Linked DNA regions of Homo sapiens: region 2 is linked to region 1. The links are chromatin loops, found by intact Hi-C in ENCODE. Cell type or tissue: Calu3. All regions are shown on one strand. Each heading gives the region's core, and the rest is flanking DNA. Links, peaks and the distances in the headings are about the cores only. Region 1 has its middle 380 kb from the start of CRIM1-DT. Region 2 overlaps CRIM1 (cysteine rich transmembrane BMP regulator 1).

Region 1 (16,607 bases), core at 4,296-12,295:
ATGCCTGAAAGACTATTTTGACTTTAACCCCCATTCTTTCAAGTGATTTTTCCACACAATTAATTTTACATTTTGACTGTTATGTTTTTCATTTCAAAGTTCTTTCATTTTTTAAAAAATAATTTAATAGCATTTTTTATGGATACAATGATTTTCTTATCTTTCCACTTATGTTAGCTAAATTTTAAAAAGTAATTATTTTTCTCCCTATATTATCTGTACATCCAACTTCTTTTTTCTGTATGATTATTTCTTCTCTCACATTCATATTCAGTCTAACCCTCAATTTTGTTTGGCTTATATGATATTTATAACACAACTGATTTCATATTTTTACAAAATCAGAAATTTTAACTTCTTTTGAAAAAATTGAAAGATCTGGCTATGGTAGGGCCATGTTTTTTCTTGCTGAATAGAAAACATGTATTCTTGTGGTATCCTTTTTTAGGTAAAACATGTATTCTTCTGGTATCCTTTTTTACTCATTTATCTATCAGACCCTATAACCATTTAGGTGGACCACCTTCCTTCCCTGTGCTTCTCTGTAACTCATGTGTCTCCAGTCCACGCAAAAATCCCCTGATTTATACTTCTGGAAACAGCTCACCTTTGAAGATATAATACTTGCTCTGTTTTGCTTTCATAAAATTGTCTCTTGTCATCAAATCCTTTGGCAAAGCAGTTGTTCTTTTAGCAAGACAATGAGCACAAGTTTTATGACCATTGAAATACACTGAAGACAGGTTATTATTTGATATGCCCCAAGGACGTTCATTAGTAGTATTTGATCTCATAAATCTACTCTTGTATAAATTAAAGAAAATGTAAAGCTTTGTGTTTCTCATATGTCATTTTATGAGGGTTGAGTCAATTAATTACTAAAGATGGGATTTTCTTTTTATATGTGGATATTGTGTCTTAATTAGATGCCGATAACTTGGGGCTTATTTATAATACGATAAATTATTTTTTCTTCAGGTTTTTAAATGAAATAATTGATTTAATTAAGTAAATGCCCATCATGGTTAAATATAACAATACGTCATATCTTATGGAAGACCATTTGGCTGAAGGTCACAAGAGTTCATCCATTCATCAGCAACCACAAATATTTACTGAGTATCTACTATGTGTCAGGACTCTTGAAGGTGCTGTAAGCAATCAATCAGTCAACTGAATAGGTAAAGGCTTAGTTTTCGCAGAACTTGTAACACAGAAGAGATAAAACAGTAAAAAGTATTTTTAAAAAGTTAGCTTCTGTTAACTTCATGGCATTGGGAAAATCTTTTAGGTTTCTGAGACTTCATATTTCTAATGGTCGAATTCTAATTTTCTCCTACATCTACAAGTTAATGTTCTGCTTTAGATTTTAATTTGTTTTTAACCATCTAAGAAAGAATCTTAACTGAGACTGGATGTTGCATAAGGGTAACATAAAAGTGAAGAAGATGACGTTTTATGGTTTGTCCATGAAGGTGTCTTAAGGAACAGTCTCACATTGATTTTTAAATTTCCGAGTCTGTATGATAGAATTACCTTTAAATTTCTTTAGAAATAGTCCATGTTCAAAAAAAATGTACGAAAGGATCTTGGGTGTGTTAAGTTTAGCATAACTGTTTGCCACCCATTCATTACATGTATTTCGAGCATCCATTATATTTTGAGCATTGGAAATAGGGTTTAATAAAAGAAAAATTTTCTGTCTTCATAAAATCTACATTTTTACATAGAAAAATTATCCCATAAACAGAAAAAGTAAAAAACACTTCAGGTTGTTTTAAGTACTATGAAGAAAAATAAAGCTAGTAGGAAATTAGAGAGTAAGAGAGAAAAGGAGGAGTCTATCGTATAAAGAGTAATCGGAGAAGACTTCTCTGAGGAGATAATTGTAATATGGTCAAATAAAATGCAGGATGAGCAATTAAATTTGAATTTTTGATAAATGGCAACTTTTTAGCGTGAGTATGTCACATGCAACGTTTGGGACATAGAATATACAATTACTTATTGTTTATTTGAAATTCAAATTTAACTAGGCGTCTTGCATTTTTATTTTCTAATCTGACAACCCCACATTTGAGCCAAGACCTGAAAATAGTGAGAAAACCATCTATATAGTAGATTTAAGGGTTAGATTTTAATATTAAACAAACAAACAACAACAAAAAAAGCCAAATACAAAGTCTTGTGGCAGGAAGATCGTGGCTGTCCAAGGAATAGCAGAAAAGCCGTTGTGGCTGGTGTGGATTGAGGGAGGAGCTGAATGCCAGTTCGCATTGGAGATACAGGCAGAAGTCACATCATGGAGGTCCATTAAGCCACTGTAGATAAATTGGAGTTCATCTGATGGAAAGCCACTAGGAAATTTTGCAAGGAATAATGAAATCTAATTTAAGTTAAATTAAAAAAAAAAAAACCGCTATGGCTGCTATATGAAAAGGCTGTGTGAGGATGAGAGATGGAGCTAGGAAGAAGTGTTAGGAAGTGAATACAACAGACCACGCTGGAGATGAAGGTTTGGAATGCAGTGTTAGCAGTGGAGACTATGCACAGGAGTGTGAATCAGGTTATATTTTACAGGAAAAACCACAGGACTTGCCTGCGAGTTGGAGGTATGTGAGAAAGAGGAATAAGGGGTGCATTCTTCAACTTTGTCTTGAGAAACAGGATAATTGGTAATAAGTTAGTTTTGTGACAATTAAAGGGAAGCAAATTGAATTTGCTTAAGCAGATGTTTATTGAGACACACATAAACACACATACCCACCCCTTGCACATTCCTTGCCAGGGTGATCAAATCAAGTGACTCTTCTACTTTATCATTATCATCATCATTATCATCATTTTCATGTGCTTATTATGCCAGGGAACATTACTAGGCCATATATCTATTACTCAGTTAATTATCACAACAAGCCTATGATAAAGGCACTATTATTATAATCATTCTCATATTACAGATAAGAAAAATGAAGCCCACAGAGATTAGATAACTTGCCCAAAGTCCTACAGTTAGAACATGGTGAGGTGTGGGTCCAAAGACAACCTAATGGACTCCAAAGCACTTTCACTTAATAATTATGTTTTGCAAAAACAAAAAAAGAAAAAGAAATCCAGCACTTTGAACCATTCTGAATATGAAGAAGAATATTTATTCAACTGCTAGACTCCTACTATTCAAGCATTCAAAAGATAGGTAAGATATTTAATTAGAAAGCAAGGAACAAACATGAAAAATAAAATTTGCTAAATGACAAAAAAGATTGGGCAAAATTAAGATCATATCATTGTTCTTGGATGGGAAGATAAAAATTACAAAGAAGTCAGTTTTTCCAATTTAATATATAGTGGAGTTTCCATTAAAATTATATATGTATATATTTTATGTGTACTTATTTGTATTTCAACAAATAATAAGACAGATAAACCACAATCTAACTTTATCAAAAAAAAAGAAAGCAAAAATGTAAAACAGAAAAAAAAGTAAAAGTAATTTGGAAAGAGTGAAAATTAGAAGATCATAAATACTATGAGATAATGTATATTTTTCCCAAAATAATTTATATAAATCTGAAAATGCTATTGCTATAGAAAGATTTCCAATATATGCATTTAATGATAACAATAATGTGAGAAACAGTGACTGTAACTTTTCCTGGGTAAAAAGGGTGAAAACACTCTGGTGTATTCATATTCACTTTCATTTTCATAAAGAAACTGAAAGGATATGCAACAAGAAACTCACAAAAGTTTAACTGAGTGAGGGACAAAGAGAGCAATCAGACTTTCTACTGTATTGCTTTCATATTGAAAAGTGTGAATGTGTTACCAATTCAAAATTTTTAAAAATAATATTAACACGCTATATTTTGGAAACTGAAAGGCAATTACTTTTGTTGTTAAAAAAAAGGCATGCTTTGAGCACCAACCATACAAAAATTGACTAGCTTTACTACAAAGCTGCCTTGGTTGGGATGCCATATGGTTTTGATCAAATAAATCTCTGGATAATTTTCATAAGTCTTTCATCACCTATTGATTCTGAAAAAAAAATCCTTTTGACATCATAGTCTATGTTTGGTCCAATTCCATATTACTAGCTTGATTTCCTTTCTCATAGTTTCTGAAGCAATTTGCTTCCATGCCTGTGCAGAGTTTCAGTCCAGAGAAAAAATAGAAAAATTATTAACTAAATTGGATGCATTATTTATCTGTTCTGCTTCATACTCTCTGAATCTACAGTTCTATGTTAGATTTATTTTTAAAAGGAATATAAATATTTCTAGGCTTAATGCTTTGAAACTGGATTTGGTAGCAGTTTTACATGTTTAATTACCTTTTCTATTCTATAATGAGCTACAAAATAGGTTTGAATAGGTTTTAACAAAATTGATCATACTATTTTCCTCCAGAATGATTATATTTTGCATAATAATCTCTGTAATTCTAATATCTGACTAGTATCTATATTCAGGATGGAATCTCCCTTTCATGCATTTTACTAACAATGCATTTTTATCTTATTTCCTATCATTTTAGTTCATCAATACGTCAGCTGAATTTGAAGATTATATAATTTACTTTCTTTATTTTTACTTTTATTTTCCACTTAATGATGGCTAATAGTTTGGAAGAGGATTATTATCTTTTACCATTTCTTGCACATTATAGCATCACCATTAGAGTTGTTTTCTTCCTTGAGGGACAGAAAGATCATTCTTTACTTTCTCCCAAATCCTTATTTCCTATAGAGCTTTTTTTCCCCTCATATTCATTTCCAACATGGTGGCTCCTAATACTTCTAAACTTCATCTGGGAGTGACACACTCATTACTTCCTAAAGCTGATAACATTTGTGAGACATGGGAAAATTCAGTAAATGGTTAAATTGACCTTAAGAACTATTTCCATTATGGAAGTGTGTGCTACAGTTCATTTCAGATATTGATGGTATTCATACACGTCATCTCTGCTTAATATTAGAAACAACCAAAAATTATTTTTAGGTATTGTAACATAAAATACCTCTCCTTGCTGTGGAAAATATAAGATCTCAGTGGATTATAATAAAATAGGCATTGCTAACTATGATTTTCTGAGGAATTTGTCTCTATTCAAAGAAAATGTGGCAAAGTCCTTTAAGGAAATACTCAAAGTGTGTGGATTTGGACTATACAGTTGCCATAAAAGAGACAGATACAAAGCACGGTGTTGGTATTAGAGGCATCTCTCTTACATCGAAGGAGAAAAATATCATGGGAGGCTTTGAAGAGAAGGGGAGCTGAATGAATCATAAAAGGATGTGGAGGAGTTTGTCAGGTGGAGAAAGTATGACGTGAAATGCAATGCATGCAGAGAAAAGCATTGTGTATAAAAATGGGAAGCCTGAAACACTCTGGTACTTTCGGGTAACAGGACGTAAACATGATGAGATGCTGGGGAGTGGCCTCAAAGATCAAGGAATTCAGCCACATAAGAGACAAATCAAAGAAGTCCTTGTAATCTATTTTAAGGACTTCTTAATAGATTAATAGATTGTTGTTAAAAATAACAGTTAATCTGCATAAACTTTAACCTTGATTGGGCCTTATACTGACTTAGAAAACCAACTAACTCTGTAATATACTCCACAGTGTAAATAGAATAGACAAAAGAATAGACAATTGAAGGAGTTCTCTCTACTTGATGTATTTACTCTCTTACCTTCCATTCACTTCTCCTACTCTCATTTGGCCCTGCCTTTGCTACATCACCACAATCATTTGGGTCAAGAATGACCTTTATCTATAAATTAAATGCCCACATTTCAGTCCTTTTCTTGTTTGGTCATTTGGGAACATTTAACATTATAAGCTACTAACTGCTCCTTTAAGCGCTCTCTTCTCTTGTCTTCCAAAGATCTCACTCCCCTGATTTTCCTTCTGTTTCTCTGGTCTCTCATTTCAGTCTACTTTGAGAGCTCCTATTCTATTTAACTTTTAAATGTTGGTACTTCTTGGGGTTTTAGGTCCTTTTCTCTTTTTATCATGTCCTCTTTTTTTGGGTAGAGCCCATCTACTTCCATGGTTTTAAATTATAATTAATATCTATATGCAAGTGATTTCTAAATCTTCAACTCCATCAAACATTTTTCTTGTGACATTCATCTTAGCATATTTTCCTGAACATCTCTACTTGGCTATTCAATACCGCAGTCTCAACATGATCAAACATGAAGCCATCATCTTCCCATATCTGTTCTTCTTTTCTCTTAAATAATATGTCTGTTCACTCCACTGTTCAAGCCTGAAAACTGCCATTTAAACCTCCCTATATGTTCCACAGCTGTGCCTATTAATTATACCTCCTAAGTATTTATCTAATCTCTTTGTCTCTCTACAGTGCCACTGCCATTAGACAAGTGCCTGGCTTATCACTGTAGCTTCCCCATCTCCAGCCATCATGCTGACAGTGACTTTAAAAAAATGCAACTTAATCATGTCGCTCTATGGGCAAAATCCTTTGGTGGTTCTACATTTTCTCTGTGATAATGGCTGTTCTTCATGCTAAAATTATCTATCTAGCATATTGCAATCATTAATTTCATTGGCTGTTTATCCAACTAGACAGTAAATTGTTTTCTATAGAATAGAGACAAAGTATTACTAGCCAATGCATACATATGTATGTATGTATGTGTATACACACACACACACACACACACACACACACACACACACACACACATATATATATATATTCAAACCTACTATAATCCCTTAACTGTAATGGTTGCTGTATAGACAAGAATAGAATCTAGAGTATTTACCCTCTCTAATTTTACCGTCTAGCTGGGAGCAAAACAAGATGTAAGGTATATATTAAACCAAGACCATTCAGGAAGTAAACTGTGTAGCAGTGCCTGTAAGTGAAGAGATGAGAAGAAATCCAAACTAACATATTTGAAGAAATATCACCAGAGGTGGGATTGGAGTTGGGTCTTGGAAAATAAATAGTGTCTGAAAACATGAAAGAAGAATACAGTTGATTTCAAAAGTGAGGAATAATGTGTGGAAAAAAAAGAGTATTCAAATAGGAAGACAGGAAGTCAAATTGTCTGTTTCCAGATGACAAGATTGTATAATTTAGAAAACCCCATCGTCTCAGCCCAAAATCTCCTTAAGCTGATAAGCAATAAAAAATAAATAATTTTTAAAATAAATAAATTATCTTTCAAAGCAAATTTCTTACCCATAGTTAGGATAATGCTCTTGCTATATATCTCTAGAATAACCTTTAAATAACTTTAAAATAAATGATTCATTTTTGTTAGAGGCAATAAAATAAAATGAGATATTTAACATTTAATTTACAGTTCTACATGCATTTTCAGATTCTGCTTTACTGTGAGGACTGTTACTATAGTAAAATAAACCCTAATGTAAAGAATGTGATGGGGTCATGTGTGTGTGTGTGTGTGTGTGTGTGTGTGTGTATATATATATATATATATATAAAATTAAATAATCTGGTATAATCTAGAATTCATTTTTTAAAAGAGATCAGAAAAATGCTGCTTGAAACAGGTGTAAACCATGGATGATAAAGTTCTTTGTTGCCCAGGGATGTTAAATGGATTACACAGTAATGTGAAAGTGCCAATCCTATAGTTAAGGTTGAAAAAGTCATTTCCATTTAAAATTTCTATTTCTTATATGTATATATTTTAAAGTCTTGTTTGCTGAAATTTTTCATGCTTCATCTAAATTTTAGCCACATATTGTGAGGTTACAGAAAACTTCATTTGGCCAATTCTGAGGCATCTAAATGTGTCCACAAGGGATTCGGCATCAAGCCTGATGCAACTTACCTATTTATATTCATACATGTTAATGTGGGATCCCTCCCTCCCTACAATATAATTTAGCTCTTACTGTGTGCATAATTTTATATTTTGCTATTTAAAACGCATGGTCATGATCATTTTGCCATTTTATTAAATATTAAATATTATTAAATATTAAGTTTTAGATGTTTAATGATGATATTTTTATTATTTTTTATGGTTAATTACATCATTTCAGTTTTGTTTTGGTTTCTTTTTGCTATTATAATTAACTCTGTGAATAAAACACCTGTTGTAACAACGTCATTAAGTGCCTTGGAAATTCAGTGCTTAAACAATGACTGGCAGGTGTCCAGCTATGACTGCACAGGAACTTTGTCTCTGATGGGACAACACCAAGGCATGACTTCAACTCCTGAGTTTCCCTGAAGAATCAGCTGACGCTTGCCTGGAACGTTCCCTGAAATCGCACCCTTACTTGGCTTCCTCTCTTTTTCTCCTTCTACTTCCTTCACTTGTTTACCACTTTCCCATGGGAGCATTTCCTTGATAAATCACTGGCAATAAATCCCTGCCTGGGGTCTGCTTCTGGGAAAACTGCCCTAAGACATCTTTTCATAAACTTATGATTATTCTCATAAGATAATGTCTTAGAATTATTCAATCACAAGGTCTACACCTTTTTAAAGTGTTTGATAGATACTGCCTATTTGCTCTCTGGAAAAGTTGTATGAACTTAAGTTCCTGCCATCAACATACACATGCTCCTTCCATAGCACCCTCTGGAGTATTATCAATTATCATTCGAATAAATCCTTGTCTTGTTAATAAGTATATTTTATTTTCAGAATTATTTTGGGGGCTCTTTGCTGAGAAGCTTCTGAAAAGAATTTGGTCAAACTTTTCTGAGATTGTGAATGGTTACAGTATGATGCTTCTACCATTCCTGGGAACAAAAGGCTTCATCTTGTCTGGAGGTAGAGGTGGGCCCCTAGTGGCCATATATGTGCTATGTGGAGACTCTGATCCCATGTTATATCTAATGGGACTTGGAGTAGACATCTGATTAATTTGGGTCCATTGGATCCTCTTTTTGTGAATATGAAACTGAGAGTTAAAGCCAGAAAGTCTAAAAAGCCACAGAGACCAGAAAATGTAGGGAGTGGGACTATATTTATAGCAGCAACCTAAAAAGGAGATCCGCCAGTTCACATGTAACAATGGACTGGAATAGTGGGCTTAAAAATGGATTCATGCTCAAATATGAAAGTATGATAATTAAAGGAACTGGTGTGGCTGAACAGAGAGTAAAAAAGGGACTCCTCAATAAATGATACTGGGAATACTGTTGAATGGAAAGGTGAATATGAATCTCTACTTCATAACATACACAAACATCAAATTCAATTGGAACAATAACAAATAACAGAAGTAAAATTGTAAAACTTCAGAAAAGAACAAGGGAGAATAAAGGCACATCCTTGCAGTATAGAGGAATTTTTATACAAGACACAAAGAGCTCTTATGATAAGGAAAAGACTGAGAAATTTGCTTATATTCAAATGAAAAACTTCTGGTCTTCAAAAGTGACCATTGAGAGAAAGAGATAAGCCAAGCTATTTGATAAACATCATAACCAAGATATTATTAATACCCATACTATATAAAGAATGCCTATAAATTTAAAAAGGCAACATTGTAGAAAAATGGGCAATAAGTATATATAGATACTTTTTGCTAGGGGAAATATGCATGACCCACAAACATATGAAAATATGCTTAGCCTCCTTAGTAGTCAGGGAAAGGCAGATTAAGTACAATAAAATAAGATTTTCATCCACCATAGTGGCTAAAATTTATAAGTTGGATAGAACTAAATATTGATAAGTATGTTGAGCAATGGAAACTCTCATGGGCTGTGTTTCAGAGTGTATTGAAAAGAGCTCTTTGAAAACCTATTTGAAATTATCTTTTAAGTTTTAAAATTTCCATACCAAAGACTTCGAAAATTTCACTTGTAGATACACAGAGCTTACAGAAACAGGGGCACGTGTATACCTGACGATGTGTATAACACCACCCTGTGCAAAATTTTTGTAATAGCAAAAAAGTGGAAGCAGCGCAAATGTTCATCAGCAGTAAGATGGCCATACTATATTTTAGTATATTCATATGTTGATAGATCATAGAAAATGAAGCCACAGCTACATGCATCAGCACATATGAATATCAAAAATAGTGTTTAGTATAAAAGCATAGACTATACACAGTAAACATGTCAGCTGGAAATTAAAAGTAAAAGAACACATATATGTGTTCACGTATAACACACACAACTAGAAAGACAAGTAAAACAGTAATAATTAACACCAAAAATTAAGATTGCGATTAAATCAACCTAAAGAGCCTGAGCAGAATAGTCATACTGCCGGGCTGAGGAAGTAGAGGATTAAAGTTCCAGTCTGCTGAAACTGCAGGTATGGAACAGCATACCTAAGGAGAGGAGCTGAACGGTGAGGAAAATCCAGAAGTTTGTGGGAGTTCCTCATATATAATTGGCCAAGGATTGAGCTGCACATATGCAGGGCAGTATTCACAAGACCTAGAAGAGATTTCCTGCTTCAAGGCTGAGAGCTAGAAGAGGTCAACTCATATTAGAGGTCATGCAGTTTAGGAAGACATTGGAGAAAACCCTGTTCCAAGCTGCAGACAGCTAACTTCTTGTTGTATATTCACATGGTCAAGAGCAGAGCAAGAGAGCTCTCAGGCATCTCTTTAACAAAGGCATTAATCCCATTCACGAGGGCTCCACCCTCATGACTTAAATTACATGCTAAAGGCTCTGCCTCCCAATATCATCACACTTGTTGTTAGGATTTCAACATACAATTTTGAGGGGACATAAACATGCAGTCAATAACAAAAATAATAGACCAAAATACAATCATATCAATAATATTAAATGAAAATGGACTAAAAACTCCAACTGAAAGGCATAGGTTGTCAGACTAGATAAGTATCAAGAATGAGCTCTAAGCCATCAACAAGAGAGATATTTCTGTTTAAAGTAAAAATTCAGAAAGCTTTATTTATTCCGCTGTTCAGTCTCTGCTTTCAAGATATTGCCTTAAAATTAAATCATCTTTATCTACCCTTAGCTATATTAATACAACTTTTAAGTTACGCCTCTCATTCCATCCTCTTTGAACTATATTACCATGATACTCCCAAATACACACTTTTAAGTTAGTTGTCACCTTAGATGAAACATACCCAAGGGTGACTTCATCATTCTACCCATAAGACAAATTTCCCCTCTCAATTATTTTCTGTTAATAAAATTATCATTTTTGCTAATTTTCTAAGTTCAAAACCCTGAATTCAACTTATATTCCATCATCTTTTAATGACTAAATCACATTGCGTTTTTTTCAAAATGTCTCTTTTCACAGCCACAACCATTTACATTATTATTATTACCTGTGTTTCATAGAGTAGCTACGAAGTGTTTAAGCAAAGATAAGGTTATTTGTATGTGCTTATTCTGCACACATTTTAATTTTTACTCATGCTCATCTTGGCATTTTTTCTATGTTAATGGACGGAAGTCATTAAAAGAGCTCCTGATAACTGTTATTAGATTTTTACTTGATTTCCACTGAAATTCAAACTCACAGAGTTTGTAGTCACTTGGTGCTGGAACTCCCATAAAATATTTATTATGGAAAAAACATTATACCAGCATAAGAAGAAACACAAATGTATCTCCAATTCCTTTGTACTTGAAAATTACACTGTTTAAATTATAAACTTTAAGAGATAAATTTTTGTATTCTGCTTCCAAGTTAACCATATATTTTGTTTCTCTTAAAAGGTCTCTGTACTTTATTTTTAACTTCTATATTTCATCAAGTCAGTGTAACATGATTTAAACTGTCCCTCATTGTTAAATATTGGGGCTCTTTAATAATTTTTTTTCTATCACACATAATTCTGCAATGCTTATTTTCTGCATACTTTATTTATTATGATTAATATTAAGTAAACTCTCAAGAATTAGATTGCTGAGTCAAAGAATACAGACATTTTTTATGATTCTTGATTATATTTTACCCAAATTATTTCCAAATGTGTTGCAATCACTTTTGAACTGGCCTAAAGCAATGTGTCTTGAATGCCACTCTGATTAATTCTTTTCTATAATAATTTATTTTGAAATGATTTTGAACAAACAGAAAAGTTGCAAGTTTAGAACAAAGAACTATATCCTCCCTGCCCCTCCATCCAGGTTTCTTAGCTATTACTATTTCATTGCAGCTGCTTCATCACTTTCTCACTTTCTCCATTATCATTTGTTATTTTTTTAGAGTATGTTTGAGAGCAAGTTGTACTCTTAATGCCCCATTGTCCCTAAACACTCCAAAACAAAGTACATGACCACATACCTATTTCCAAGTCAGGAAATGAACATTGATACAACACTACCCTCAAATCCACAGACACCATTCAAATTCTATCAAGTGATCTAAAACGGTTCTTTTTTCTTTATGTTCCAGAATCTTATCCAAGAACAAACACTGTATTTGGTCATGATTTATTTTCAGTCTCTTCTGTCTTGGAGCAGGTCTCAATATTTTCCTGGATTTCATATCATTGATAGTTTTAAAAAGCACAAGCCTTACATTCTGTAAGATGACATTCATCTTTGGTCCATTTAATGTTTCCTAATGACCAAACTCAGATTCAGGTAATTATTTTTGGCACGAATACCACAATAACGAAGCTATGCTTTTCTTAGTACAACTCAGCAGAGAAGAGAAAGTCTTTTCAGCACATGGAACAGTTGGATACACATATGCAAAAAGATGAGCTTCAACCTTTACCTCACACCATACACCAAAAGTAATTTGAGATTGAAAATGAACATAAAAGCAAAACTACAAAGCCTCTAGAAGAAAACACAGGAGAATGTGTTTGTGAATGGAGTGGGCAAAGATTTCTTAGGACACAGAAAGCAAACATCATAAAAATAAATAATAAACTAGATACTATTAAAATTTAAAACTTTGGTTCATAATAGAGATAGCTTTAAGAAAATAGAACAGGCACTGTGATAAAACATTCATAAAATGTTTATCTGACATGACAAAAACAGCAAGAAAAAATTGACAAAAGACCAATAAGCATTTTGCATCACAAAGACATGAATGACAAACACATGAAAAGCATTCAATATCGTTGTTCATCATTCAAATAAAAACACTAAAATGAGATACTACTACACATCCATTAGTAAAGATTCAGTAAAAAAGACTGGTATTAGCTAATATTGTGGAGGATGCAGAGCTATCAGAACCGCCATTTTTTTTCTTGGAAGTGTTAAAATCTTAAACAGTTTATAAATATTACCTTTAAGAATTTGCAATAAAAAACAACAATAACAACATTTTATGTCAGCTTGGGAAATATGATTGTATTAAAAATTGTTAATTTTTTTAAGTATGGTAAAAATCCTGCAGTTATATAAGAAAATATCCTTATGTTTTGGGGACATATACTGAAGCGTATAAGAGGAGTAAAATGTCATGATGTCTAGATTTCTTTAATAATTCATCAATAAAAAAATAGATTCAGTTAACATGTTAAAATGTTATTAATTAAAAATCTAGGTAATGAGTATATCAGGAGTTTGTTATACTATTGTTTGTACTTTTGAATTTCTCATAAGAAAAATTAAAATTTAAAAGAGAAAAATTAAATCAGGATAACATGATAGAAAATGATAGGTTCTATTTGCTGTTTCTTATAAGGTAATCAGAGAAGGTATCCTTGATAAAGTGACATCTGAGCAGACACCAGAATCAAGTGAGGTAGCAAGCCAGCTCTGTTTTGGAAGAAAGCACATTCCCGGCAGAGTACGAGTTGAGAGGACCTGAGGTGGAAATGTGCTTGGCATGTTCATGGCTCACTTGTGCATTTTCAGACAGTTGTCAAGATAGCAGGGGGCTCCTTGGTCTCACACAGTCAGATATACATGTGTGGAAGTTGGCTGAGGCTATTAATCTTTCATCCCCTACTAGTCTAGACCAGAATTTTTTAAATGATCAATTTTCAAAATTTTTGGTTCCAGGCTCCTTTAGCCTCTTAAAAATGATTGAGGATATCAGAGAACTTTATTCTGTGTGAGCTATATTAATCAATATATATTACATGTATTGGAAATTAAACTGACAAAAGTTAAAAACATCCAATAATAATAAACTCATGGAATATTAGCATAAATAACATTATATGAAAAAATCGTATATTTTCTAAAACAAAAAAAATTTAGCGAGTGGCATTGTTTTAAATTGCTGCAAATCTTTTTAATGCAAATCTCTTGCAATTATTGCAGATTTCTTTTCTTCTTAGAAGTCAGTTGGATTTTCATCTCTGCTTCTGAATTCAATCAATTGTTATAGGTTATATGGGTTGAAGTATTCTAAGAAAAGTCAGCCTCACACAAATGTGTGAGGCAAGAGGAAGTATTTTATTAGCTTTTAAAGATGATTATAGATATTCTTTGATACTATGCTAAAATTCTACAGGTGTTAGATTCTTAAAGGTAAGTTGCAATGATAAATCTGCAATCATATCAATGTGCTTTTAATACTCTGTTATGCTAAAATCCACTGGTCTCTCTTACACTTTGAATGTTATTTTGGGATATCATGCATTGGTCATTTGGAAAATATTAGGTTCCCTGAGTTATACAGATTATCAAAACATTGGTGCATATTATTCATTAGTATAGTATAGTATAGTATAGTATAGTCCCTAAGTATTGGAAAGCTATGTACCTCACCATAGTAAATACAAGTATTCCCAAATTCCAATTTTCCCTTGTAAACTCAAAATTTTATGACCAGAATCAAATCCTGTCCGTTTTTATACTTGAAGTGACAGGTAATTTGTTCATTTTTAAGGAAAATATTCTTCCAAATAATCAACTCTGAATAACTATAGTTTGTCAGATATGCTTTCAAGTCAAAATGTGATTTCATAAATAAACCAGCTAGTTTAGCTCACAACAAAAAGAATAATGTGAGTACTTTTCCATAAGAGAAGCATTGAACTTGGTCTTGGTCAAAGCAACTTACAACTTTCAAGGACTAGTGTGGAGGCAACTCCATCTTGGACGCTAATTTGCCATGGTGCCTTCTGATTAACCCCAGTTCCAGGAGTACCTCTAAGATATCTGTTTTATCTACTGTTCCTTGTGTAAGAGCTTGTATTTACCATAAATCGTGCCCTTACGTCAACTAGTAGAGAAATAGATTCCACCTGTTGAAGGGAGAAGACAAAATCATACTACAAAGGGGTATGGATTCAAGGAACTGTGTGATTCATTAGGGCTCACTAGGTAAAGGTGAAAGCTATAGAGAGCAATTGAATACTGAATATAACTTGGAAGGCAAGAACTAGCAGGATTTCTTGATGGACTGAATATAAATTTTGGGAGAGAAATGTGTCAGGGATAATACCTAGTTCCCGGCCTAGCAAGGTGAATGAGGTTGCCTTTTATTGACATGTAAAAGATGGGAAGAGTGGATGTGTAGGAGAGATTGAGTTCATTTTAAGACATAGTAAGTTTGAGATGTCTATGAGATATACAAGTGAATATATTGTATAGGCAGTTATATACAAGTCTATAATCTAGAGGATATAGGGAATAAACAAATTTTTGAATTTTCAGTGTATAGACCTAATTTAAAACCACTGAACTGGGCCAAGTGCAGTGGCTCATGCCCATAATCTCAGCATTTTGGGAGGCCAAGGTGGGATAATCCCTTGAGGCCAGTTCTCAAGACCAGCTGGGCAACACAGGGAGACCTTGTCTCTACAAAAAATATATTAAAAAACAGCCAAGTGTGGTGGCTCGCACCAGTGGTCTCAGCTACTCAGGAGGCTGAGGTGGTTGGATCGCTTGAGCCAGGAGGTCGAGGCTGCAGTGAGCCATGATCATGCCACTGCACTCCAGCCTGAGGGACAGAGTGAGAACTTCTCTCAAAAACAACAATGACAAACCATTGAACTAGATGACATCATTTTCTAGAAAGTGGATATAAACATGGAAAAGGGATAAGGTTGTCCAGAGGAATACACACACACACACACACACACACACACACACACACAGGTTTTAAATATATGCATATATACACAAACACTAAGTATATATGCACATATATATGTATATTATGTGTGTGTATGTGTATAATATTTAGGAATTGGCTCACACAAATATGGAGGCTAAGTCCCAAGAGATGTCTTCTGACAGCTGGAGACCCAGGAAGCTGGTGGTGTAAGCCCCAGTATGAGGGCATGAGAAGACTGATGTTCTAGCTCAAGCAGTTAAGCAGAGACTGCAAATTCTTCCCTCCTCTACCTTTTTGTTTTATGCAAGCCCTCATTGAATTGGATGAGGCCCATTCACGTTGGGGAGGGCACTCTACTTCACACAGTTTATGGATTCATATGCAAATATCACCTGGAAACACCCTCACAGACACACTCAGAAATAATGTTTAACCAAATATCTGGGCATCTGTGGCCCATGTAAGTTGATATATAAAATTGCCCATCACAGAGTAAGCTGTGGTTTCTCCATCAAGAGGTCTGCAAGCTGAGGAGCCCATCCAAGGAAACTGAGATAAACTAGTATGAAAATTATATCCAGTTAAATTAAGCACTATTACTATTTAAAATTAATTTTAATAATATATATTTTCAAATCTTTTCT
Region 2 (16,607 bases), core at 3,481-11,480, 530 kb before region 1:
AAAACAGCTGATCTTGGAATGAAGAGGGGAGAAAAATATTCTTTAAAGTAGGAGTCCGTGAATGCAACAGCTCTGGAGTCTCTAATCAGAAGGAGGCTTATGTGGCAACATGCTAAAGATTTGCAGAAAACATTTACCTCTACACATCCATCTACAGAAATGTGTTTTCATACACGTATATCCAGATGTTGACACACCCACAGTAAGGTATCAACAACAACTTCACGTGTGCTTACGTAAGAACTTTCCATGACTCTGTAATAGAGAAAGATCTTTCTGGTTCTACTGATTTTCAGTTCTCAGGTCAATTATCCATTCTTAATGTCTTTGCATTTCTACCAATCTAGCTGTTAGAATTCTTCATTGAGGACATGTTTAGCAAAGACCCAGGTACAAATCCCTCCTCTATGCATTCACACCTATAATTAAAGCAGGGGTCTTCATGCAAACACATGATTTTTCCCTCCCCAAAGAGTCAACACAGAGTTCTATCATATTAAAGTCCTCATTTACCTTCTTATGCAGGGGACTCTAGCAGTTTTTCACACTTAACTAGCAAAATATCGGAAAAAAGGAAAGAGTTCTGACATGGAGCACCTCTAACTGAACTACAGGGAAACAAAACAAAATAAAAAGAGTCATCTCTTCTGCATTGTAATCTCGTTTTCTACAAGGTATGGGAGCTGCCTGTCACTCTGATACTGTAGCTATTGAGCTGTGCAGAATCTCAGAGCTGAAAGGGACTTCAAGTGTCCCTCTCCCCTGCTCCCCAACCATGGCGAACAAGGTCAGTTTCCCTCCCAGGCTAGTCTTGTTGCACAAGGACCAGGCCTCAGGCTCCCGGCTACACCTTTTGCACAGGTGGACTCACGCACAGGGAGATACAGGACCTGGACTGACCAGAGGAAAAACAATCATCCTCCAAAATCTGACAGTAGACTTAACTTTGAAAGAAATCTGATACAAGATTTGAGAGACTTCATTTCTCCCAGGCCTTTTGGTGGACATACTATTTTACTCTTGGTAAGACAGTCAATCTTTCTGTGTCTGTTTTCCAAATGAGAAACTGCCTCAATGTGTTTTTCCCTAACTCAAAGTGGCCTGCACAGAGAGGGAAATAATAGATATAAGACTGTGTTGAGCTCTTTGGATAAAACGTACTAGATGAAGTTTATGGTTATAATTACTGTTATTGACAATCATAATTCAGACTCCCTTGAATTACAAATCTGTTCTGGTTTTCTAGTAACTTATCCTGATTACCATGATTATGATTTTAAATGTTTTGGACGTGTGGTCACTCTAAATCTCTCCATTTGGCAAGAGTGCCACATGTCTATTAATTTAAAAAAGAGCAATAGCCACAGACTTCAAAAAGTTTCTCCCTCTCAAACATTACTTTAAATGTGATAAGGTTTTATGGGATAAAACTAGTACCAATCCCCTCATATTAATGAGGACATTCAGACTTAATATGCTATCAATAAAATGGAGAGCTGGAATGTAAGAACATCAGCCCACAAACCTTTACAAAAATGTAGTCCAAAGACCTTACATAACTGAGTCAATCATTCAAAAAGGAGGAGAGCCATTTCTACAATGATAGAATTTTCTCTGGTCTTTGGTTCTTCACTGATAGTGCCTGGATGATTCTGTGGTGGTGGTTGACAAAAACCACACAGTGCTGAAAAGTGTTCCAGGGGTTGTCCCCTCCAACCTCCCCAGAGTTACAAATGTGTCTAGGGCCCTGCAAGGCAGAAGTCATTTGCTTATGGAGCACACAGATGGCAGCCAGCTTTTACCTGCACATGATGGGCAGCACTGTCCAGGGTGAATGGTGGGGTTGCCACAGGCAGGCACCGGGCAGGTGATCAGGGCACACATTTCCCGTCCATTGAGACAGTAGCATTCCCGGCACCCATCGTGCCAGCTCTCCTCATTTTTATGATGATGACCATCCACGGTGAGACAAGTGCCCGACAGGATGGGTGGCCCAGCTGAAGCAGAGGCCTCTGGACAGACAAAAGGCAGCCTGGTAAAGAAGTGGCTACTGCACAGGAGAAACAGGCTACAGAGTCTGTACATGGACTGGACCCCAGCCACCAACAATTACGTCTAACACAGGACAGTTTGTGACATGGGACATGTTCATGAAAAGAATTTAAGTCAGTATGTTCTCAATCTTGAAAAAAGAAAAGAGAGAAAAAAACCGGCAAATAGTTTCTCTCCAATTCGTGGGATGATCGCTGATTTTTTATTCCTTCCACTGTACTTTCTCATATTTTATACAATAAACAAGCACTGATTTTATAACAAATTTTACAAATATGTTGAATGTATTCAGAAAAATCGCTCTAGAAGCTTCATCCAATGGGGACATCCTGGGCCCCTTGCAAATAACAGAGTTTTGTTCAGCAGAACAATTAAAGCAGTGACTAGATTTTTGTTTACTCCAACCCCTTAGAAACACCATTAAGGTGGTAACTGTCCAGTTTTGAAAAATCGTAAAACAAAGTTTAGGAATCTTTTATAGTTTAATCTGTGCATCATGCTGACAAGTACAACATAAAAAGGGATAGGCAGCAGGGCTGGAGCTGGGGTAAAGGCAGAAACGGCGGTCAGGGTGCATGCTCAGTGGCTTCAGGAAGCTCCCTGGAGAAGCCTCAGGCAGCAGGGATATCCAGGCTCTGTGCTTATTCACAGCTGTGGGCTGGCATGTGCTTATTCAGCCAAAGGCTAAATTCTCATGGAAAACTGTTATCTGGAAATACAGCAGCTAACTTCTGAGCTATACCCACCCTCTAGAACTTTGAAATGGGGCTATTTACTGTTGCAGTTTTATTAATCTTACTCCTGAACAGAGAGAAGCTCTATAGAGGTTCAGATAATTGTGCTTTAGGCTAAAGTTCCTGATAGAAGTAAAAAGAGCTAGGAAGTGATTAATTTAGTCAATGTGCTTGTCCATCATATACTTACTTTACATTCTATTCTGAGCTTTTACTTCATAAAAATGAAAGGAAAAGGGAGTCCTGTGGGACGGTCCCACAGAGACTGACATTTGTGTTAGAATAGGCAGCAACCACCGAAACCATTTCATTACAGGGTGTCCTTATGTTCCTTGTTTCGGTGCCCCTGGCTGCTTTGAGGGGGAAGGGCCATGTGTACACACTTACCTCTGCACTTGCAGATAAGACAGCCGTGACTGTCCTGCTGGAAACCCAAGGGGCAGATCTTACTGCATGAGAGCTCTGGACATTTCTTACAGCGACAGATGTCACAGCCGTGCTTATTCTTCCTGGGTAATTAAAATTTTGTCAGAGGTCAGAAAATCACAAAGTCTCAAATGATGCCCAAGCACTCAGACCAAGGGTCAATAAAGTGATATTGCTATTAAACAGAATGACTTGACTTTTGCTCTCAAAGATTCCTGGAGTGATGGGTAATTAGCTCCCTGTGGCCATTACCACCACTTACTCATGACCAAGGCAGAGAGTTGCCCAAGCACTTACGTGCTTCTAGGATGTGGCTCTCAGAATCTCAATGACATGACTGTTGATTTAATTAGGGAGAGTGGTACACCACAATAAAAAGATGAATGTGCAACTCCATGAATAGGAAAGTGAAGGAGATTTTGTTGGTTTATCTGTGTACTCATTTGTTTCTCCATCCATCCACCCACCCACCCACCTACGATCCATCCGTCCCTCCCTCCCTCCCTCCCTTCTGGAAGTATCTGCTGCATGCAGAAAGTAATTCTTTAGTCAGCAGGTACATAAAAGGGGCACCAACTGCTGCCTTCATCCTGACACTCCCACGTGGTGTCTGGCCAAGAATTCTCTTTTGGTGTGTGTCCTTAACACATGTGTTCTAGCCAGTATAATATTCAGTTGTCCAAGGTGTCCAACTGGGTCCTCCCTGAATGTGCTGACAGGAATACAAAGTGAAATCTACAATCTCCTAAGAGATTTTTCTCCAACATGACGGTTGGATTTGAACACAGCCTTGATTCTGAACTGTCATGATACTGTAGCAAGTGGTTGAAGCTACCTACTATTGTGATACAACTACTTCATTTTATATGAGCAGTTAGGCTAAGACATAATACTCTTATTGACATCATATTCTTATTTTAGGATTAAGAATGATGATGATTCATTATTTTATTTGGGGAATTTTACGGAACAATGTTTCCAATTTAATTATCCAATGAAAATTATAAAGACGACCCCTCCCAAACCTAGAATTTTTAAATGAAGAATGAAAAAGATGACTGACAGAAGATGGGAAAGAGATGATAGGTCTAAGTCCCTTATAATTACTAGCACTAGGCCAGGCACAGTGGCTCATGCCTGTAATCCCAGCACTTTGGAAGGCCAAGGTAGGCTGATCGCTTGAGCCAGGAGTTCCAGATCAGCCTGGGAAACATGGTGAAACCCCATCTCTCCAAAAAATACAAAAATTAGTTGGGCATGGTGGCGCATGCCTCTAGTCCCAGCTACTCGGGAGGCTGAGGCTGAGGCTGAGGCTGAGGTGGGAGGACTGACAGCCTGGGAGGTTGAGGCTGCAGTGAGCCATGCTTGTGCCACTGCACTACGGCCTGGGTGGCAGAGCACTACCCTGCCTGAAAAAAAAAAAAAAAAAAAAGAAAAGGAATCTAGCACTACATAAACATATCAAATTGGAAAGACAGATTGAAATGAAAGAAAGACAGCAAAGGGAAAAATATAAATTAAGGTGATTTTTCTAAAGGCATCAACCTGATATAAAGGCAAATATAGGTGCTTATACAGACACGAAAGAAACAAATATGAAGTGTCTATTTCCCCCCCTGGAATAATCTAGATTCTCATGGGGTTTGACTCAATAAAGTATATTAAAAAATAAAAGTAATGGCCCTTAGCTCCAAGAAAATTCATAAAAATCTAACGCTAGATAAAGAAAAAAATACGAAACGCTGACTAGTTCCAAGGTGAGACACCTAGGCATGGCAGCTAAGGATGCACTGTATTTCAAGTGAGTGGGGGGTCGGTCTTCAATTGATCTTAAAGTATGTGTTAAATAAATGATCACAAATAGACCTTGGGACAGGTGTGAAGAGTTGTAGCACTTCCAACACTGGGACCTCACAATTCCATCTCCTAATCTTGCCAGCAGTGTCTAAAGGACTCTGCTATGGGAAAGTCTCATATAACAGGCACAAAGGGTGTGTCTGGCCCATGTCCATAAAAAGTAAAAGTAAAACTTGATTCTTTTTTTTTGGAGATACAACCTTCTCCCTGCTTTCTGAATCACCTAACAAAACAAGTATAGACATTCTGGGCTCAATATACCATAGATTAATTCACAAACAACATATAAAACAAAATGTGTAGAAACATTTCACCAAGTTGCACTTCATAATAGCTTTTCTGAATTAACAAATACGTACAGCAATCCAAGTGGACAATACTTGTCACAGATTATGGGTCTGCACTTCTTGGGCCTTGGGCGGCACTCACAGATCTCACAGTTTTGGGCATCAGTAAGGAAACCGAAGGGACAGTTCAAGGTGCAGCCTTGTTTACGTTCTGAACATAGTTCCTCGGCTGTGAAGACACAGAGACGGCATGTTTCTTCCAAAGATGAACAGAGCAGAACACTTCGATGCTGAAATACGGTCCCTGAATCCTCCACTCTTCCACAGATCTCAATTTCTCAGCTCTACCATGGCACTGGTTATCATTAAAAAGCATAGACTGTGCTATTTCATGGTTATCACATGACTCCATGTTTTGGTAATAATAAACAAAATAAAGTCCAACTTTGAAATGCATAGATTTCTAAAGTGTACTCAAATCTGGTAGGCTCTGAGTGAACAGCAGGCTGATAACTATTACAATTAATGACTGAGATCATTTTTCCATGAACTTTATAAATCACTTCAAACCACTGATGACCATTTACATTATGTGGGAATTAGAAATTTACAGTCCAATTTTCATTATATGTTTTATTTCTATTGCATGTCCATAATAATGCATGTCCTTTTTTCTTTTGTTGGAGACAGAATCTCTCGCTCTGTCATTTAGACTGGAGTACAGTGGCGTGATTTCGGCTCACTGCAACTTCTGTCTCCTGGGTTCAAGTGATTCTCCCACCTCAGCCTCCCAAGCATCTGTGATTACAGGCATGCACCACCACGCCCAGCTAATTTTTGTATTTTTAGTAGAGATGCGGTTTCGCCTTCTCTACTAAATGTTGCCAGGTTCTTCTTGAACTCCTGACCTCAAGTGATCCGCCAGTGTCAGCTTCCCAAGTGCTGGGGTTACAGGTGTGAGTCACTGCGCCCATCCCATAACGCATGTTTTTAAATATCCACATGACAACTACTTTTATGGGTGTTAGATGCTATCATATAATACTGCATATTGTATGCAGCATAAGGGATTTCTTACTATTACTTTCAAAAAAGTACATCTTTTACAAAATGATAGTAATTAAAATATTCAGTGTTACATTTAGATATGTTTTTTCTCTATGTGCTGACAAATACCCCTGTATTTGGATATACTTACATAATAGGCTTTTTAGTTCACAGGCTAAAAAATGTGTGTGTTGAAAAAATACTCATATTAAGGTTTAAGTAACCACTATTTGAAGTGTTCAAAGTATCCCGTTAGCAGAATCTGGAGTGATGTTTAACTGTCCTCTGCTAGTCAGTTACAATACTATTTTAGAAGAGCAAAAAGGAAAGTAGCAATGGTGACTAGCAACATTACTGAAGTTATTAGCCTAATAGAAGTCTTCTAAAATGATTTTAAAAGGTTATATAGGGCTTACGAGAGAAAAGGGAAATAGAAATGTTTAAGGTTAAAAAGAAAAAAAGCATGCTTAATTATATAAAGCAAGCAAGTTGAGACCTGTGTGAATTAAATATAGAATTTGAAAGACAATCAAATTTAAAGAAGGGAAGTTAATATGGTGATGGCCAAAGTACAGCAATGTTTGAATATTGTTCTACATGGACTGGTGAAATGGGAAGCAGAGTCTAATTATTGGAATGATGAACAAATTTTTATTTTATCTGGCCGTCCTTTAAGCATGAATATTGTAATAACACAGAAGTCACTGGGAAAAACAGAACGCATCTGTCCCCTCAAAACACACTTATATTATAATCTAAAATTAAAACTTAACTACAATGAATAGGTGAAATGGGTCCGTGTTTTACATAAATATTTCAAGATAGCATCTTTTGTGAATCTCAGTTGGCAATATTTGCATATTTAATTTGCTATCTTTTAAGAAGGAAAATGTGATTTATGGTGTAATTTTCTACTCTGTCATTATCATAAACCTTTTATTACACATATAAATATAACCTCATGTGCCTGTATTACACTGTAAAGCAACTGATTACTAATTTGCATCCTTAAAAGAGAAATTCTAAATGGTTCATTTAGAAATTTGTAATTATATGACTTGAAAGGTCATAATTTTTCATTCCCCATTATTAAGGGAATGGTGAAAAAAGAAGACTTTATTAGTCATGTTTCTCTAACACAGATGTCAATTGTGAACCCATTTTTCTGTCACAAGAATGCTTAGGTCATGGCTACAAATGAATTATGTTGGGAAACAGATGAATTAAAAACACCCTGAAAACCTCCCAGAGTCAGTCAACATCCCTTGGGATTAAATTCCCTGCAATTTTGGAGCCTGAGCACCTTGGTGCCTTTATTTTTCTGGTCCTGCAATAAAGAAGGAGTTTTTCCACAGACCTTGATCTTGAATGTGCTTCACCTTTAAAGAAAACTGTTGTGTCTCCATTCAAGTTTAAACAATGTGATAAAAACTAGTCTGTAATCTACCTCTGCTTTGCAATGGAATGGAATTTCAAACAAAGGCTGGTACATTTAAATAAAAATACAGGACATTCATTAGAAGGAGACTGGCTATGCCTCCTAGGAGTGGGATGCTCTAGTGCTGCCCTGAATTGGGACCATTCTCCTGCATGTTATGCTCTGGCCCATCTACATTCAGCTTCCCAATAGAGGGAGCTCTAGGCCCAGGCCCTAGTATCTTTAGGCACACACTGTATAGGGACAACCATGGTATTTGGTACAGAGTGGGTATTCAACAACATTTGCTAACTAAATGCATCAATCAATGTTCTTGTTACCTACTCCTCCACTGTCATCAAGACTGCTATATTATCAGAGAAATGACAGCATGAAAATAACTTACTCTGATAACATTGAAATTTTCCTGAAATACTAGCACTTGCCAAAACATCTCAAAATACCATCTTCTAGTTCAGAAATAGACAACATTAAAAACTGGAAGGTAGTCCTAAATCCACATATGTCAATTATGAAGTTTTCTTAAGAGAAATGCATCATCATAGCAAACATTTAAATAAAGAGGAGACTGACTGCGGCTGGCTGGAACCTGTAATCCCAGCACTTTGGGAAGCTGAGGTGGGAGAATTGCTTGAGGCCAAGAGTTTGAGACCAGCCTGTGCAACATAGTGAGACCTTGCCTCTGCCAGAAAATAAAACATTAGCTGGGTGTGGTGGTGAGTGAATGTAATCCCAGCTACTTGGGAGGCTGAGGCAAGAGGATTACTTGAACCCAGGAGGTCGAGGCTGCAGTGAGAGCTGTGACTGCACCACTGCACACCAGCCTGGGTGACAGGGTGAGAACCTGTGTCTAAAAAAAAAATAAATAAATAAAAACATAAATAAAGAGTAGAAAAACAGTATTCATAGAAGGGTAGGGGTTTATATGTTTGTTTGTAAAGCTTTAGTACATCACTTGAGGCAACCACGCAGAAAAAGGTGGCTTTATGTTCCTAATTTTTCAGCGTCATGACTTTACCGTGATCTAAAATTGCTTTCTAATACATGGGGAGAAGTTACGATTGAAGAGAAAGTGATGAACAATGGCAAAGTACAGGGCCTGTACAGCATGGCCGGTCGATAGCAACTATGTAGTAAAACTCTGTTCATTCTGGAAAAATAGGAATGTTTGCTCCTATGCTCAAAACGTGACACAGCTGTCGGGGGCGCCATTCATTATATATAAATACAACGTAACCTCCATGGAGAACACACTGTGGATGGTGTCCCCTAGAGGAGTACTGCATACTTCTTTGCTGTAGTACAGCAGGTCCTCAAACAGCAATGGTTTTGTTCAACATCATTGTGTCATAACTTTTAGGAGGGGAATAAAAACCAGTTCTCGGTTGGGGCCACTCTCTGTGTGGAGACTGCATGTTCTCTCATGCTGTGTGGGTTTTCTCTGGGTACTCTCACATCCCAAAGATGTGCACGTTAGGTGAACTGGGGTATCTACATGGTCCTAATCTGAGTGTGTGTGTGTGTGTGTGTGTGTGTGTGTGTGTGAGAGAGAGAGAGAGAGAGAGAGAGTGTGTGTGTGTGTGTGTGTGTGTGCACCCTGCAATGGGATGGTGTCCTGTTCAAGGTCGATTCCTACCTTGCAGCTTGCAGAGCTGCTGGGATGGGCTGTGGCCACCCTCAACCCTGGACTGGAATAAGCAAGTTGGAAAATAAATGAGTGAATAAATACAAATTCTTATAAAATACAAATCTGTTAAAGCAGGTGATAATCACACAAACGTACAACAATAAACACTGCAGGACAACAGCGTTCAGTGAGCCTGCCACACTGGGTATGGTATGTGTTTGAACTGCATGGCAGAAGGAGGTGCTCCTTACAATGTTTGCTTTGCAAACATTTATTCGTTGATTCAACACAGCACCACTACAACCACTATCACTCACTGATTCATTAAAAATGGGGAATCATCATTGTACTTGTTTTTTGTTAACCTTTCTTAAATGTATATATAACTCATGCTTACTTTAATTGTTACTATTAGAAATGTTTTAGGTCTTTATTTAGAAGTTTGGTGATGTTTTCGTGACCAGAAATATATGGTAGGAACTTAACTCTTGTTTATATCAATTAGCCTCTGGTAAAACTGGTTTTGTTACATGTCATTCAACACAGCACCACTACAACCACTATCACTCACTGATTCATTAAAAATGGGGAATCATCATTGTACTTGTTTTTTGTTAACCTTTCTTAAATGTATATATAACTCATGCTTACTTTAATTGTTACTATTAGAAATGTTTTAGGTCTTTATTTAGAAGTTTGGTGATGTTTTCGTGACCAGAAATATATGGTAGGAACTTAACTCTTGTTTATATCAATTAGCCTCTGGTAAAACTGGTTTTGTTACATGTCATTTCACGTAAAGTCATAGTTTCCAAGAATCTACAGAGGATGTTAAGTGAGGACTTAGTGTATTTTAAACTCTTAGATGCTGGCAATTCCTACAAACCTATTATCAGTTCAGGATGGCCATGAAGTTCCCAAGACTACTAAGTAAAGAAATGCAACATTACAAATGGTGGTCCCAATTTTGACCCTGATAGGTGTTAGTTTAGAATTACAGTGAAATAAAACAAGGAGCCTGCCTCCCTATATTTGATGCTGCAACCTTCTTGTGATGTTTGATTCAGATACATATTTCATGAAAAATATGAAGGCTCTTTCCTCTCTGCTGACTGATGCAGAATTCTACAAGTCTGCATCAGTTTCTAGAAAAAGCACTATTAATGTCTACAATTAAAGAATGTTAAAATTGGAAGAGAACTTACAAATAATCTGATCAAATCCACTTGATTTAAAGATGTGTACACTAAGATGCCAAAAGACTGATGCTACTTAATTCATGCAGATGCCTTTCATACAGAGTTTATGTAGTAAGCAGGTATATTACGTCTATTAGCAAAAGACACTGGTTAAAGAGCAATGTTGTTAAAAGCTTGTATCTACAAAGTGTTAGGTTACTAGTTGCTTTATATCATTTTAAAATCATTTTAGTTTTAAACTTTGTTGCTATCATACTTTTAAAAACATTTTTTATTCTAAACAAGTTTTTGAGGAACTGAGTCAGGGATAATGTAAACTTTCTGTATGTCCTGGAGTACTACTTTTCTTAGTGTTACAAGAATGTTATTTGTTACCGATTAAAACGGCAAATTACGTTATGTTCAAATGAAAGAATTCTGTATCATATACTTGCCACATACTTTTGAAGCACATGTTTCTATAGGGTTTTGATTTCAATCCTAATGTGACTGCCTAAAATATGCTAGATTATGTTGTCTCTTTACAACATATTAACATATGACTAATATTACCAACAAATTACCAATGTGAGTCAAGGGTAAGGACTATTTTTAATCTTCTTTAGGATATAGTAGGCACTCAACAAATGCTAGATGAATAAAATAATGAGTGAATGAAGAACAACAAATCAACGAAGACAGAAGAAATACTTGTGGGGTGCTGGCCTTGTTTTAAGAAATCTTGAAGGGCCAGGTACGGTGCCTCACACCTGTAATCTCAGCACTTTAGGAGATCGAGTCGGGCAGATTGCTTGACGCCAGGAGTTCGTGACCTGCCTGGACAATGTGGCAAAACCTTGTCTCTACAAAAAAATACAAAAAAAATGAGCTGGGTGTGGTGGCAGTGCCTGTAGTCCCAGTTACTTGGGAGGCTCAGGTGGGAGGATCGCTTGAGCCTGGGAGGTTGAGGCTGCAGTGAGCTGTGTTTGCACCACTGAATTCCAATCTGGGTAACAAAGCAAGACCCTGTATAAAAAAAAAATCTAGAAGCTAATGGAAACTAGGCCTAATCCTTAAGAGAAAACAGGTATAAATGCTTAGGACTACTGTATGTGAAAAAGGTTTTGATGGGATGCAGAAAAATAATGTAAGGGTGAATTTGGGACAAAATAAATACCTATATAAAGCAGCTGCAATAGAAAAAAAACAACCTATTATTCCATAGTTGGCTATAAGAAACTCCCTTCTCTAAAACCAAGGAGGAGAAAGATAATATTTGAGGGTTACAATGAAATGAAAAAGTAAAAGGAAAGCTGTTGGTGTGAGTGTCCTTAGAGGGCAGGAAGAACTGGAGGCAGGCTGATGGGGTGGGAACAAAGGGGGGCGGGGACGCTGGGGGCTTTCCATGTTGGCTAGCTTGGGCCGACTCAGAAGAAGATGCTATAAAATAGTTACAGTGCAGAGTAAGCAACGGCCATATGCCAGCCAGAGTTAGCTTTGCATTCATTCATTTATTTAGTCCTCAAAATAACCCATTAGTTAGGTACTATTATTTGCCCTTTACATATGTGGACACAGAGTCCCAAAGAAGTAAAGCAACTTGCCTTTATTACCCATGTGGAAGTCAGCATAATTTGTGGTGGACCCAAGATTCAAACCCAGGCAGTCTGACTCCAGTCACACTCTCAGCTTCTGTGCAACACAAAAGCTGCTGTGCAGAGCCTGAGAGGAGAGTTGCATACGATCGCAAGAATCTGACAAAACCCAGGACCTGGAAATTTGGTTTGATTTGACTGACATCCCAAAGGTGTGGCTTCCAAAGTTGCCAAATAACCTGGATTGCTAATACGAATGGGGGAGGTGACAGCAGAATGCTGTATGTCTAGACTTCTGTATAGGACAACCTGAAAAATTCCAATCAGTGTTGAAGTAAGTCTTTAGGTATACAGTGGGGCAGTGAGCGAGATGACAAGACTAACTTTAAGAAGAATCCAAAATAAGATGGATATATTATTAGAATAGCAAGACCTCAAAGGGAGATCTCAGGCAAGAATGATATCCAAAGGCATCTCTGATCCTGAAGGTTTCCTTTTTATTCACTCAGCCAGTATCTGCTGAGCACCAAGTAGAGCCCTGGGAGACGGGCAGTTCTTTCTCTACTCTGGTGTGAACATAAGCCTGGGTTCTGCTGAAGGACCAAAGCTTCCTCTTAAAATAATTTACATTTGTACGTTATAGCTTTTGGCTTAAAGTAGTGATATTTCATGAGTGTTTATGCTACAGAAGACTTTTTTCCTTAGGGAAGGTCTTGCATTTTAGTCATCTTTGTGGCCTTAATACCTAGAATACTACCTAGAATGTGGCAGGTGCTCTGTTTATATTAGGTGAAAAAAGGAAGGAAGGAAGGCCAGCTATCTGTATAAATGGGTACAATTTGCAAATAATAAATTTATTGATACAAAATGCAATGGTCTCCTCCTGTACCTATTTCTTCCTAAGTGTGAATGAAACAGAGGTGCACTCAGGTAGCACATGCTGATGATCCTTTTAAAATGCCAAACAAAACACTAACCTAAAGATAGGGTAAATATGCATCCTCCTTATAGTCTCAACTTGCCAAATGACTATTTGCCAGTGACTATTTGCCAAGGGACATATTTTGACTCTTCCTTCAAAGGCAGTTGAGGGAAACTGCTTCTTTGAACTTAATGATGAAAGATTCCGTGTGAAGTGACCGAAGTCTTAGATAAGCATGACCGGGTGGCCAAGATTTCACAATAGCAAAACCCAGGCGCAAGTGTAGGTGAGGTGACTGGACACAATGAAATCTGTATTTTTAGACTTTTTAGAAACTCAGAAAAAATGTATTAATATATATGATCCCATGTTAAGAAAGATGTAGCTTTCTTAATGTAAGAGGCATTAGAAGGATTAAAATATAAACACTTCATGACAATTACTAATTATCTTGTTCAAAAAACAAGGTTGGCCATTTGAGAAAACTTGGGCTGCCAAGGCAACTCTAGTGAACTTGGCTTTCTAAAGGGAGGTATAAAAGGCAACAGGGACTGACCCTTCCCCGAACAGAATCAAGTGTAGGAAGTCAGAATACCCCCAAATGGGTAGAGGCTTATAGGAAATTTAAAGATGGTAGTAACTACAAGCTCAACAAGAGTTTTTTTTTTGTTTGTTAGTTTTTTGAAAAAGGGTCTTGCTCTGTCACCCAGGCTGGAGTGCAGTGGCACAATCACAGCTAGCTGCGGCCTCGACTTCCCGAGCTCAAGAGATCGCCCCACCTTAGACTCTTGAGTAGCTGGAACTACAGGCCCTTGCTATCATGCCTGGCTAGCTTTTGTATTTTTTTTTGTAGAGATGGGGTTTTGCCATGTTGCCCAGGCTGGTTTCGAACTCCTGAGGTCAAGCAATCCATCCACCTTAGCCTCCCAAAGTGCTGGGATTATAGGTGTGAGCCACCACGCCTGGCCAACAGGCGTTTTATAAACTCAGTTTTAGCACTAACGCCACTGTAGATAGTGTGATGGTCACATGTAACTGAGGAAGCAGAATGGCTTAACTCCTATTTTGTATCTTCTTCAAAAATATTTTTAAAATAGTGACAAATAATTAAGGTTAAGTGGTATGTTAAAGCCTGAGATAACTGATAAATCAGAAAGTGAGCATCTGTCTACGTTAAGTCCAAGTCTCTGAGCCATGGTAATTACAACCACAGGCCCACAGAAAGCCCGCTTATTACAGAACCAGTACTGTGTGTGAGAGAGATCGAAGAGAATGGAAAGAGATTTAAGAAAATAGGCCAAATGTCAATTCAAAAGGGACAAAGTGTTCTAAAAACTACATAAATTGACATTCACAACTGAAAATTCTTCAGAAATAATTGTTAAATATATGATTTGTGACATTTAGGGGAATAAAGCACTGACTACCAGGAGCCAGTACAGATTCTGGAAAAATAAGCCAGGCCCCTATAACTTCAGCTCATTTTAAAAATAGGGTTTCCAGCAAAGGAATGCTCTGATGTATTTTGCAATATATTTTGACTTCAGACAAGATACGGGCGAAGTGTCTTTCAAGATTTCTTGTGGAGATATATGTTGTCAGCTAAATAACTCTACTCAAGGTATAAATGCTTAGGACTACTGTAAGCAGCTATGTTCAGCATCATTCTGCAGGTCTTTGTCCTTGGTTCTGTGCAGTTTATTTTAATTCAGTGATTTAGATAAGGATATATAAGTTGTGCTTATTTAATATAAGCTGGGAGGCATAAAGTATAAGATCACATTATTGAGATTCAAAAATATCCCAACTAGTTAGAAAATGGTTTAAAATGATTCGGATAATTTCTTGTTATATTTGGCCGGGTATTTATATCGTTTAAAAAAAAAATCAAACGTTCTATTACAGAACAGATGAGAACCACCTAACAGCAGGTGATGTAAAAAAGTTCCTAGTGTTTTTAGCTACTTATAACCTCAATATCAGCCAACGAAGTGCAATTCAAGGAGCTAATGCAAACTTAGGCCACACAGTAGCACTGTATTCAGCAGACCAAATTGTGGAGTACCTTTTTCTGAGACAGTGTCTTTTGCTGTCATCCAGGCTGGAGTGCAGTAATGCGCTCTCAGCTCACTGTGACCTTTGCCCCACCAGGCTCAAGCGATCCTCCCACCTCAGCCTCCCGAGTAGCTGGGACCACTGGCGCATACCACCATGCTTAGCTATTTTTTTTTGTATTTTTGGTAGAGGCTGGGATCTCGCCATGTCGTCCAGGCTGGTCTTGAACTCCTGAGCTCCAGTGATCTGCCTGCCTTAGCCTCCCAGAGTGCTGAAATTATAAGCGTGAGCCACCATGCCTGCCCATTCTGGAGTATCTTGATTGTGGGCCATATTTTATGTAAAGACAATGACATATTGTGTGTCAAATGATGGTAAAGATCAACAAAGTTCTAGGAACTGTCACCTGAAGAATGGTCAAGGAGAATGAGGATGTTTATTCCGGCAGAAGAATTAGGGGAATTCGAAATGGTTTTAACATATATGGGGGTGGGGTGTGTGTGTATTATTTTATTTTTTTCTGGAAGAAATACAATATACTCTTCTATACTCTAGAGGGCAGGGCCTGGATACATGATTGGAATCTGCATGGAGGCAAAGCTGGGGTCAACAAAGTGAAGCACAGTCTAAGGATTATGGCTGTCATATGCGGAATGTGACACTGTATGCGTGGGTGACCTCCTTGTCACTGGATGACCTGGCAAGTGTACTAAAGGGAGAGCGTTCTGGGTGGCTGGAAGGATGCACTCCAAAGCCACTCCAGGTTGCACTCCTGATGCAACTGGCCATCAAGGAAACAGAGAAAAAAACACAATAAAGCAGCAGCTCCTTTCTCCCAAATGACTATGTATTTGTTTGTGTTAAAAATAACTTTTTTCCCCTTTTTTTCAGGTTGTCAAGGGAATGTCTGAACAGAAGTGAAAAAGATATTCAATTACATAATATGCTTTGACAATATCATATTAGGCCTCAGAAAAAACATACAGTCTTCTGTCTACTCACTGTTTATGCACTGACAGGTCCGACAACCATTGTGATCGCGTTTGAAACCATTAATGCAGTCCTTCCCTGTCAGAGTGCAGTTTGATAACTCCCCACATGCAGGTGGATCAACTGTGATGATGGTTGGTTCTAATAATAAATAGAGAAAAAAATAACCAATGAAACATATGATTACCTTTTAGATGCTATTCAATTTTTGAAATTCCACACCATAATGTTACAAAAATCAAATCAGTAATTGTCATCAAATCGTAAACTTTTATGCTCCAGTAATATCTTTAACCCCTGAAACAGATATATTTGTGTTCAGATTTTTGAAAATGTGAACACTCTGCTTCTTTGCGTTTGAGCAATTCATGCAGTTTTTGGTACCTTCACACAATTCTT

What was found. Peaks named below come from ENCODE experiments on the same cell type or tissue, not always from the same donor. Only the 100,000 strongest peaks of a DNase experiment are listed, where the experiment ranks them.
Region 2: it touches region 1 in a loop (6-fold over the local background); 7 of 110 quality-filtered maps call a loop at or near these places.

What each region holds. Positions count from the first base shown.
Region 1 is chr2:35,965,538-35,982,144 of GRCh38, reverse strand. No RefSeq gene overlaps it. Among named protein-coding and RNA genes, the nearest start is that of CRIM1-DT, 380 kb to the left of the region's middle. In Calu3, for the core only: no CTCF peak of the experiment used is centred there; DNase peaks (open chromatin) are centred at 8,204 and 8,804.
Region 2 is chr2:36,498,961-36,515,567 of GRCh38, reverse strand. CRIM1 (cysteine rich transmembrane BMP regulator 1) reads right to left here. Exons shown (of 17, transcript NM_016441.3): 8 at 16,221-16,349; 9 at 5,429-5,585; 10 at 3,174-3,295; 11 at 1,803-2,012. Among named protein-coding and RNA genes, the nearest start is that of FEZ2, 91 kb to the left of the region's middle. RefSeq lists an enhancer at 7,631-8,175. In Calu3, for the core only: a CTCF peak has its summit at 8,038 (motif pointing right); a DNase peak (open chromatin) is centred at 8,017.